2 separate regions of the Homo sapiens genome follow, and region 1 is linked to region 2. A link is an interaction called in ENCODE POLR2A ChIA-PET data of the cell type or tissue named here. Cell type or tissue: CD4-positive, alpha-beta T cell. All regions are shown on one strand.

The links. Peaks named below come from ENCODE experiments on the same cell type or tissue, not always from the same donor. Only the 100,000 strongest peaks of a DNase experiment are listed, where the experiment ranks them.
Region 1: POLR2A ChIA-PET joins it to region 2 with 19 read pairs; 12 of 35 experiments call an interaction of 5 or more read pairs at or near these places.

What each region holds. Positions count from the first base shown.
Region 1 is chr1:31,942,156-31,947,155 of GRCh38, forward strand. No RefSeq gene overlaps it. Among named protein-coding and RNA genes, the nearest start is that of PTP4A2, 6.3 kb to the left of the region's middle. RefSeq lists enhancers at 2,012-2,546, 2,130-2,179. In CD4-positive, alpha-beta T cell, no CTCF peak of the experiment used is centred here; DNase peaks (open chromatin) are centred at 1,876, 2,386 and 2,816; H3K4me3 peaks cover 1,687 bases; H3K27ac peaks cover 2,124 bases.
Region 2 is chr1:31,887,155-31,892,154 of GRCh38, forward strand. No RefSeq gene overlaps it. Among named protein-coding and RNA genes, the nearest start is that of PTP4A2, 49 kb to the right of the region's middle. RefSeq lists enhancers at 2,041-2,090, 2,381-2,530. In CD4-positive, alpha-beta T cell, no CTCF peak of the experiment used is centred here; a DNase peak (open chromatin) is centred at 2,227; H3K27ac peaks cover 1,074 bases.

The DNA of each region.
Region 1 (5,000 bases), 55 kb after region 2:
GCTGAGGCAAGAGAATTGCTTGAATCTGGGAGGCGGAGATTGCAGTGAGCCGAGCTGAGATCATGCCACTGCACTCCAGCCTGGGCGACAGGGTAAGACTCCGTCTCAAAAAAAAAAAAAAAAAAAGAAGGAACCAGAGGCTCAGAGAGAAGAAATGACAGAAACAGGATTCACCCCAGGTTTGTCTGCCTCTGAAGCCCAAATAATCATGATATTCGTTTCTGACTTCAGTCAATAACTGGTGTCCTCAGAATAAGCTGGAAACCCTTGTGAAATGCTGAAAAAAATATCTGCCTCTGAGAGGGAAAGGTCCTAGACTATGACACCACTGCCACATTCCCTTACCCCCCGGAAAGCAGAGAGATGCTCTCACCCCGACATCCAAATGGCTTCCCACAGAAGGCTGTAACATGGTTTTACTCTCTCCACATCTCAAACAGATCAGGAACTGGGCTGCAGGTGCCTTATTACAGCAGGAAACACCCCTAGCAGTGAGTTTCACGCATAAGTGCCCTGAGTTTATCCAGTGCTTTTGCTGAAGCATTCCAAGTGCCATTCGCTGATTAATCTTCCCAGTGCCCCTGTGGGGCAAGCTGGCAGTACTCTTGGCTGATTTTACAGAGCATTAGCTCCTTGAGAGCAGGAGCTATGTGGGCCCACCACACACAGGGGTTAGAAAAACAAGTAATGGTCTGCCGGGCACAGTGGCTCATGCCTGTAATCCCAGCACTTTGGGAGGCCGAGGAAGGCGGATCACCTGAGGCCAGGAGTTCGAGACCAGCCTGGCCAACATGGCAAAACCCCGTCTCTACTAAAAATATAAAAAAAAATTAGTTGGGCGTGGTGGTGCCTACCTGTAATCCCAGCTACTCGGGAGGCTGAGTCAGAAGAATCACTTGAACCGGGAAGGCGGAGGTTGCAGTGAGCTGAGATTGCACCATTGCACTCCAGCCTGGGCGACAGAGTGAGACTGTGTCTCAAAAAAAGAAAAAAAAGAAAAAAACAAGAAAACAAGTCATGATCGTGTGGTAAAGAAACTGAAGCCCTCAGAAAAGTGGTTTACACAGAGGTTGGGAACAGGTGACTGGTTCCCACCCTGGGATTTTACACTAATTCATCTGGCATCTTTGCATTGCCATTTTGTTGTCATGTAGACTTGGGGAGTTATTTCATCTCCCTGATGAAATAACTATTTCCCCATCTGTAAAACAGAAAAGGTAAACTTCAAAAAAAGGTTTTTTGAGGACTAAAGGACTTAGTGTGCATAACTCATGCATTGAACTCATGTTAAGTATTCAATAAATGTTAGCTAGTATTATTATTAGTTGGTACTTGGCACCGTGCAATGAATAAATGAAATGAGCCTTGATACCACCAGCTCTGCAGTTTATTTCAAAATTACAGATTCTGCAACTTACCATTAGTTTTGTGATCTTCAAGAGATGTTGTAACTTCACAAATGAACCTTTCTCTTCATCTATGAAATAGGATGATAGCTCTCAAATGAAGAGCTTGAAAATACTTTGCTTTGTAAACTGTCAAGCACTATGCAGACATTAACTGTGGTTTTAGAAACAGCACAGGCCTTGCAGTATGACTGTACAGGAATCCCAGCTCTGGCCCTTAAACTCCTCACCTCTAAAGTTTTCCTCATCTGTAATATGGGCATGGTGATCACATCTGTCTTGAAGTGTTGTGACAAATTAAGTGATTAAAGACAATATATTTAAAGTAGCTGGCACAGTGGGAGATGGTCCATAAATGTTACTTCCCTACCCCCTAACAAATAAGTCTTGCCTTTTAAAGACCTGAAGCAAAGGAATCAGCAGGATGTGGTGGGAAATGTGTGGAACCAATCGCTGAGTTGATTCCTGGCTCTGCCATTGTGTGGCTTTGAGGTTTCGCAGCCTCTCTAAGCCTTCATGTTCCTTCCCTCCAACACTAAATAAAGTATGCCTCCATTGCAAAGTTCGCTCAATAAATAGGAACTACTAACAAATGCACAGACAGGCCTATGAAGCACTCTTATGGAAAAGACCCAGTTGAAAAGACCCAGTTGCAAGTAACAACCAAAATTTCCGAGCCCGAAACCAGATGGAGTCATGAGCTGCGAAATAAGCGATCCAGGCTCCACAAAGTTCCGATGAGCATGGGAGGTTTCAAGCCCCATGTCTGGACGCTGCCAGTGCACCGGACAAGAGAAGGCCAAGAGACGACTCAACCCTCCCAGAGTGATAACTGGGTAGAAGGAGGCAGGGGGAGGAAGGAATGTACTATTCACGGCCCCACCCATCCCCTGCCTCTAATCTCTCTTCCGGAATTTTACAGCCCTCTTTTGCAGGGGCGGGGCGGAGGGGGCAGGGCGCTGGCTCCAGCTGTTTGCATGAATCCCCCGCCCCTGGCCTCTCTGCCTGTGCAGGAAGCCCTGGTGTCGTACCCCGAGCCGCTGCAGTTCGCACTCTGCGGCCTCCTCAGGCACTAGAGCTTCCCCTGCGTCCGCCTTTGGGGGAGGGGAGGGAGTGAAGCTGTGAATTCCGGGAGAAGTCAAGGGTCGCTCGGGGCGTGGGTCCGCGCGCGGAGGGGCTCGCTGTCCCGGTGCCAGCGGGAGCTGGAAAGCTTCGGCTGGGGCCTGAGTGGACGGGAAGGCGGCGGCCTCCGCGGGATCCTTCCCGGGGCCGATCCACAGTCAGGATCCCCAGCTCCACCGCCATCAAGTGGGACTGGAGTTCGGCCAGAGAAGAAAACGACTTCGGGAACTGGCAACGAGGGAGAGGGAAAAGTTGAGAAACGTGACTCAGCCTCTTTAGTTCATCTTTCACGTGGGGCAGCGGAGGCCTGGCGGGGACGGGGAGCCGCTCGGGGACTGCAGGCCCGTAGGTCGCTCCCTATCCGTGAGGGATTGGTTGGTTCCAGGACACCTGCGGATCCCAAAATCTGCGGATAATCAAGTCCCTGTTATAAAATATAAAATGGGCTGGGCTCGGTGGCTTACGCCTGTAATCCCAGCACTTTGTGGGGCCGAGGCGGGAGGATCACTTGAGGTCAGGAGTTCGAGACCAGCCTGGCCAACATGATGAAATCCCCGTATCTACTAAAAAAATAGAAAAATTAGCTGGGCATGGCGGCGGGCACCTGTAATCCCAGCTACTCGGGAGGCTGAGGCACTAGAATCTTCGCTTGAACCGAGGAAGCGGAGGTTGCAGTGAGCCGACATTGCGCCACTGCACCCCAGCCTGGACGACAGAGCTAGACTCAGTATAAAAAATAAAATAAAAAATATAAAATGGTATATAGTATTTGCATATAACCTACACACATCCTCTCGTATACTTTAAATCATCTCTAGATTACTTATACCTAATACAGTGTAAATGTTATGTAGTTGTTATACTGTATTGTTTAGGGAATGATGACCAAAAAAAAGTACATGTTTAGTGAAGATGCTATTTTTTTTTCCTGAATATTTTAGATCCCTTGTTGGTTGAATTCAGGAATATGAAGGGCCTACTGCACTTGAACCTCTGGCGCTGCCCTGCCTTCTGTGTTCCCTTCACAGCATTCTCTGATACCCTGTGACTCAGTTTCCCCATTTGGCAGTTGGAAAATAGAAAAGGATTTATTAATAACTGAAGCTAGAGCTGTTGGAAATGAAGCATCAAGGTTTCCTACACAAAGGGATTAGGAGGTAATGATGTTCATAGCTGACATTTATTGAGCACTTACTATGTGTCAGGCAGTGTTTTGTTTTGTTTTTTTTTTTTTTGAGATGAAGTTTCGCTCTTGTTGCCTAGGCTGGAGTGCAATGGCGCGATCTCGGCTCACCGCAACCTCTGCCTCCCGGGTTCAAGCGATTCTCCTGCCTTAGCCTCCTGAGTATCTGGGATTACAGGCATGCACCACCGCGCCCAGCTAATTTTGTAGTTTTAGTAGAGATGGGGTTTCTCCATGTTGGTGAGGCTGGTCTCGAACTCCTGACCTCAGGTGATCCGCCCGCCTCAGCCTCCCAAAGTGCTGGGATTACAGGCGTGAGCCACCGTGCCCGGCCACGCCAGGCACTGTTCTAAGCACTTGATATGTATTAACAAATTTAACTTTCATAACCCCAAGGTGTGGGAATTATTGTTATCTCCATTTTACATTACTATTAATATTGTTACCCTGTTATTCCCATTTCATGGAGAAACTGAGATAAATAACAGTGAAGCCACTTGACCAAGGCCACCCAACTGGTAGTACATGATAGAGCCAGGAGGATTTGAACCCAGCAAATATATTTCCAGGGCCCCACTTCCTCAACCACTGTGTGTCTGCCTCTCCTAATAAGAACGGGGTTACAGTGTACCACATTCTGGATGTTGGTCTAACAGTGTGAATTCTTTTCATTATATCAACCTCTTTCAGAGTGACTTAGATTATCTGTACCTGTATAAATGTTTAATATATGCTATCTGACCGGTGATAATGTTTCTACACACTGAAACTTCAAAGTACTAGCTTAAACAGGGCAATTAAGGTCATATGTGAAATTGAGAGGACTCCTTCCCCAATGGTCCACAGCTTTCTTAATTCTGCCAAGTGCTATGGCCAAAATCTTGACTTTCCCACCCATAGTGGGTCCCATTTTACCTAGTGGCAACCTTGAGTACCTACCCATCTCCACATCAATGATCCTAACTTCCTATCTGCTGCTGTGTTTTCAAGGATGCCGAAAAGGTCGTCCTGCCCACTCAAACATATCCCTTACCCCTGTATGTGTAGAAACTGAACAGTTGGAGGTTTTCCTCTTGGTTTGAAGCCAAAAATGATAGTTCATCTTTTGTTAAAATGCAAATATCACAAGAGAGAAAAATAAACTGGGCCTCATCAGATATTTTCATGTAATGAGAATGAGATTACCAGATCCTGGCCAAGCATGGTGGCTCACACCTGTAATCCCAGCACTTTGGGAGGCCAAGGCAAGTGGATCACCAGAGGTCAGGAGTTCGAGACCAGCCTGGCCA
Region 2 (5,000 bases):
GACCTTCTCTGTCTGCTTCTTTCACTTCAGCAAAATGTTTTCAAGGTTCACCCACATGGTAGCATGCATCAATACTTCATTCTTTTTTGTTTTTATTTCTTTTATTGACATAAAATTCACATAACATAAAATTAAATATTTTAAAGTGTACAAATCCATGACGTTTAGTACCTTCACAGTGCCCTGCAACTACCACCCTATTTCCAAAACATTTTCATAAGCCCAAAATAAAACCCCATATACATTAAGCAATTAATCCCCATTTTCCCCTCCCCTCATCCCCTAGCAACCACCAATCTACTTTTGTTCCCCTATAAAGTTAACTCTTCTGGATATTACTCATATAAACAGAATCACACGTTATGTGACTCTGTCCGGCTTCTTTCATTTAACATTAGGGTTTTGAGGCTCATCCACGTTCTGACATATATCAGGACTTCAGGACTGCACATCTTTTTATGGCTGAGTAATATTTCTTTTTTTTTTTTTTTTTTAGATGGAGCCTTGCTCTGTCACCCAGGTTGGAGGGCGGTGGCACAATCTTGGCTCACTGCAACCTCTGTCTCCCAGGTTCAAGTGATTCATTCTCCTGCCTCAGCCTCCCGAGTAGCTGGGATTACAGGCACCCGCCACCGTGCCTGGCCAATTTTTGTATTTTTAGTAGAGACGGGGTTTCACCATGTTAGCCAGACTGGTCTCAAACTCCTGACCTCAAGTGATCCACCCACCTCGGCCTCCCAAAGTGTTGGGATTATAGGCGTGAGCCACCGCGCCCAGTCTGGCTGAGTAATATTTCATTGTATAGAGATACCACATTTTCTTTGTCCATCCATGGGTGGTCATTTCCACTTTTGGATTATTGTGAATAATGTTGCTATGAACATTTGTGTACAGTTTTTATTTGAACACTTGTTTTCTTTTTGTTTTTCTTTTTTTTTTTTTTTTTTTTGAGACGGAGTTTTGCTCTTGTTGGCCAGGCTGGAGTGCAATGGTGTGATCTCGGTTCACCGCAACCTCCGCCTCCCGGGTTCAAGCGATTCTCTTGCCTCAGCCTCCTGAGTAGCTGGGATTATAGGCATGTGCCACCACACCCAGCTAATTTTGTATTGTTAGTAGAGATGGAGTTTCTCCATGTTGGTCAGGCTGGTCTCGAACTCCTGACCTCGGTGATCCTCCCGCATCAGCCTCCCAAAATGCTGGGATTACAGGCGTGAGCCATCAATTGAACACTTGTTTTCAATTCTTCTGAGTACATACCTAGAAGTGGAACTGCTGGGTCAGACAGTATTCTATGAATTCTATGTTTAGCTTATTGAGGTCCTGCCAAATTGTTTTCACGGCAGCTGCACCATTTTACATTCCCACCAGCAATGTTCCAATTTCTCCTTCTCCACATCCTCGCCAACACTTGTTACTTTTCTTATTATAACCATCCTAGTGGGTATGAAGTGGTATCTCATTGTAGTTTTATTCGCATTAATCTAGTGATTAATGACATTGAGCATCTTTTCATGTGCTTTTGGCCATTTATATATATTATTTGGAGAAATGTCTACTCAAGTCTTTGCCCATTTTTAAATTGGGTTGTTTGTCTTTTTGTTGTTGAGTTGTGCCTAAGGAAGTAATTTTAAATTTTAAAAAATATAGCCGGCGTGGTGGCTCACGCCTGTATTCCTAGCACTTTGAGAGGCCGAGATGGGTGGATTACCTGAGGTCAGGAGTTCAAGACCAGCCTGGCCAACATGGTGAAATCCCGTCTCTACTAAAAATACAAAAATTTGCCAGGTGTGGTGGCAGGCGCCTGTAATCCCAGCTACTACACAGGAGGCTGAGGCAGGAGAATCGCTTGAACCTGGGAGGCAGAGGTCGCAGTGAGCTGAGATTGCGCCATTACACTCCAGCCTGGGCAACAAAGCAAAACTCCATCTCAAAAAAAAAAAAAAAAGAAGAAGAAGAAGAATATGATCAGGGAACTACAAACAGTTTTCTGGGCTGTGGTATAAGGTTCAGTGCAGACAAGCAGGAAGGAGCTAGAACTAGAAGGATTTTTCATGCTAAACCTTTACCTGAAGGCCCAGGGAGCTTCAGAAGGAGGTGCCATGATCAACCTATGTGTTGGAAAGATCACTCTGACACCCCATGGAGGATGCACTATGGTGGGGCCAGACTAGGGTCTACTCAGGAGGCTGTTGTGAGACAAAAGGAACTAAGACAGTCGCGGTGGGCGGGGACAGGAAGTAAGACATTAACAACTGCCGCACATTAGACTGTGAGCCACACAAGGTCAGAAAGCAGATATGATTCCTGTATCAGAGTTCCTGCCTGTTACGCATTGAACGCTGTCTTAGTCCATTTGGGCTGCTATAACAGGGTGGCTTATAAACAACAGAATTTGTTACTCATAGTTCTGGAGGCTTGGATGTCTAAGATCAAGGCCCTGACAGCCTCAGTGTCTGGTGAGGGCCCACTTCCTGGTTCACAGATAGTGCCTTCTTACTATGTCCTCACATAGTAGAAGGGCCAGGCTAGCTCTCTGGGGTCTCTTTATAAGGGCACTAATCCCAATCATGAGTGTTCTGCCTTCCCAAAGACCCCACCTCCTAATACCATCACCTTAGGAGTTAGGATTTCAACATATGAATTTGAGGGGAACACAAACATTCTGACTATAGCAGAGTATGTCCCTCCAAAAGAGCTATGTTGAAGTCCTAACCCCCAGTACCTCAGAATGTGACCTTATTTGGAAATAGAGTCATTGTAGATGTAATTAGTTAAGAAGAGATCACACTAGAGTAGGGTGGACACTTAATTCACTATAACTGTTGTCCTTATAAGAAGACAGTCATCAAGAGTTTGAGATCAGCCTGGCCAACATGGTGAAACCCCGTCTCTACTAAAAATACAAAAATTAGATGGGTGTGGTGGCACACACCTGTAATCCCAGCTATGTGGGAGGCTGAGGCAAGAGAATCACTTGAACCCAGGAGACAGAAGTTGCAGTGAGCCAAGATCGCACCACTGCACTCCAGCCTGGATGACAGAGTGAGACTCTGTCAAAAAAAAAAAAAACCTTGAAACACAGAGTGGGCAAGCAAATTTCCCAAGGTTTCCAAAGCTAGTTAAATGGCAGAGCCAGGATCTGATGCCTGGCAGGCTGACTTCAGGCTCCAGTGCTCTTACCCAATATACTATGCAGCTGTTCTATTAAATATTTGCCGGAAAGTTCAACAGATGGATAAATGAATGACTGGATCAATCTGGATTTGGTACCAGAGTAAAAAGTGAAGATGGGTGGGGTGTGGTGGCTCATGCCTGCAATCCCAGCACTTTGGGAGGCTAAGGTGGGAGGATTACTTGAGGCCAGGAGTTCAAGACCATCCTGGGCAACATGGCAAGGCCCCATCTCTATAAAAAATAAAACAATTAGCTGGGCGTGATGCCCTGAATCTGTAGTCCCAGCTACTCGGGAGGCTGAGGTGGGCGGATCATTTGAGTCTGGAGAGATCGAGGCTGCATTGAACCAGGATCAGGACACTGCATGGGTTCGATGGCTCACGCCTGTAATCCCAACACTTTGGGAGGCCGAGATGGGTGGATTGCTTGAGTCCAGGAGTTCAAGACCAGCCTGGGCAACATGGAGAAACCCGATCTCTACAAAAATACAAAAATTAGCCGGGTGCTGGTGGTGTGTGCCTGTAGTCCCAGGTACTCGGGAGGCTGAGGTGGGAGGATCACTTGAGCCCAGAGGCAGAGGCTGCAGTAAGCTGAGACCTGTGCCACTGCACTCCAGCCTAGGCAACAGAGTGAGACCCCTCCTCAAAAAAAAAAAAAAATAAGTGAGGATGACTCCCAGGTGTCTGGCTCAGATGACTTAGTAGGTAAGGTATCTCCATTTAATGAGACAGGAAAAAGAGAGGCGACATCAGATTTGTGAGGTGGAGGTTGGAGTCTGGGGAAACAACAAATATGTTCTTGAAATGCTGAGTTTGAATTACCAAGAAGACAAACAAGTGATGTCCAATAGACTGCTGGACACATGGGTCTGGAACTCCAGAGAGGCGCATGGGTTAGAATTATAGACTTGGGAGCCATCAGTATACTTAATGTCAGGGTTTGAATGAGATCACCAAAGCACAGTGTATAGAAAGAGAAAGCAGATGACCCAAGACAGAGCCCTGAGGACACTGGAATTCACAGGGCAAGGGAAAGAAAAGAATCCTTTACTTCCTAGCAAAGGGTCTGTCGTGGAAACGACAAGTCAGGTTGTGGTGGCTTGAGGAATGAATAGAAAATGAATCACAGGGTAAATGTATGTGTTACAGGTGAGAAAGTGACAGATGGATTGATGGGCTGTGGCAGAGAATCAGTATGGAAATGACTGACTAGACACGGTGGTTTGTTGGTTGGAGCCAGCTTGCATCAAATGAGAGCTGATTACTAAATTTCAGAAATGTTGCAAGCTGGTTGTTAGATACAGCTTTTTTTTTTTGAGATGGAGTTTCACTGTTGTTGCCCAGGCTGGAGTGCAATGGCGCGATCTCGGCTCACTGCAATCTCTGTCTCCCAGGTTCAAGCGATTCTCCTGCCTCAGCCTCCTGAGTAGCTGGGATTATAGGCATGCGCCACTATGCCCAGCTAATTTTGTATTTTTAGTAGAAATGGGGTTTCTCCATGTTGGTCAGGCTGGTCTCGAACTCCCAACCTCAGGTGATCTGCCTGCCTTGGCCTCCCAAAGTGTTAAGAATATAGGCGTGAGCCACTGTGCCCAGCCAATACAGTCATTATTAAAAAATTAGTTGAAGAGACTTACAATCAAATATAAATTAAATTAATAACAAAGGTCATAAATTCTTAAAACTCATCACTTCCTAATTATTTTACTAGGCTTTATTATCCATGCTCTTATACTTACTGTATCTATATGGTGGAAATGCCATAATGATGTGCCACTGCACCTCGTTTCCCAGCTCTGTGTTCAGTGATGTCAATTGGTAGCTTGA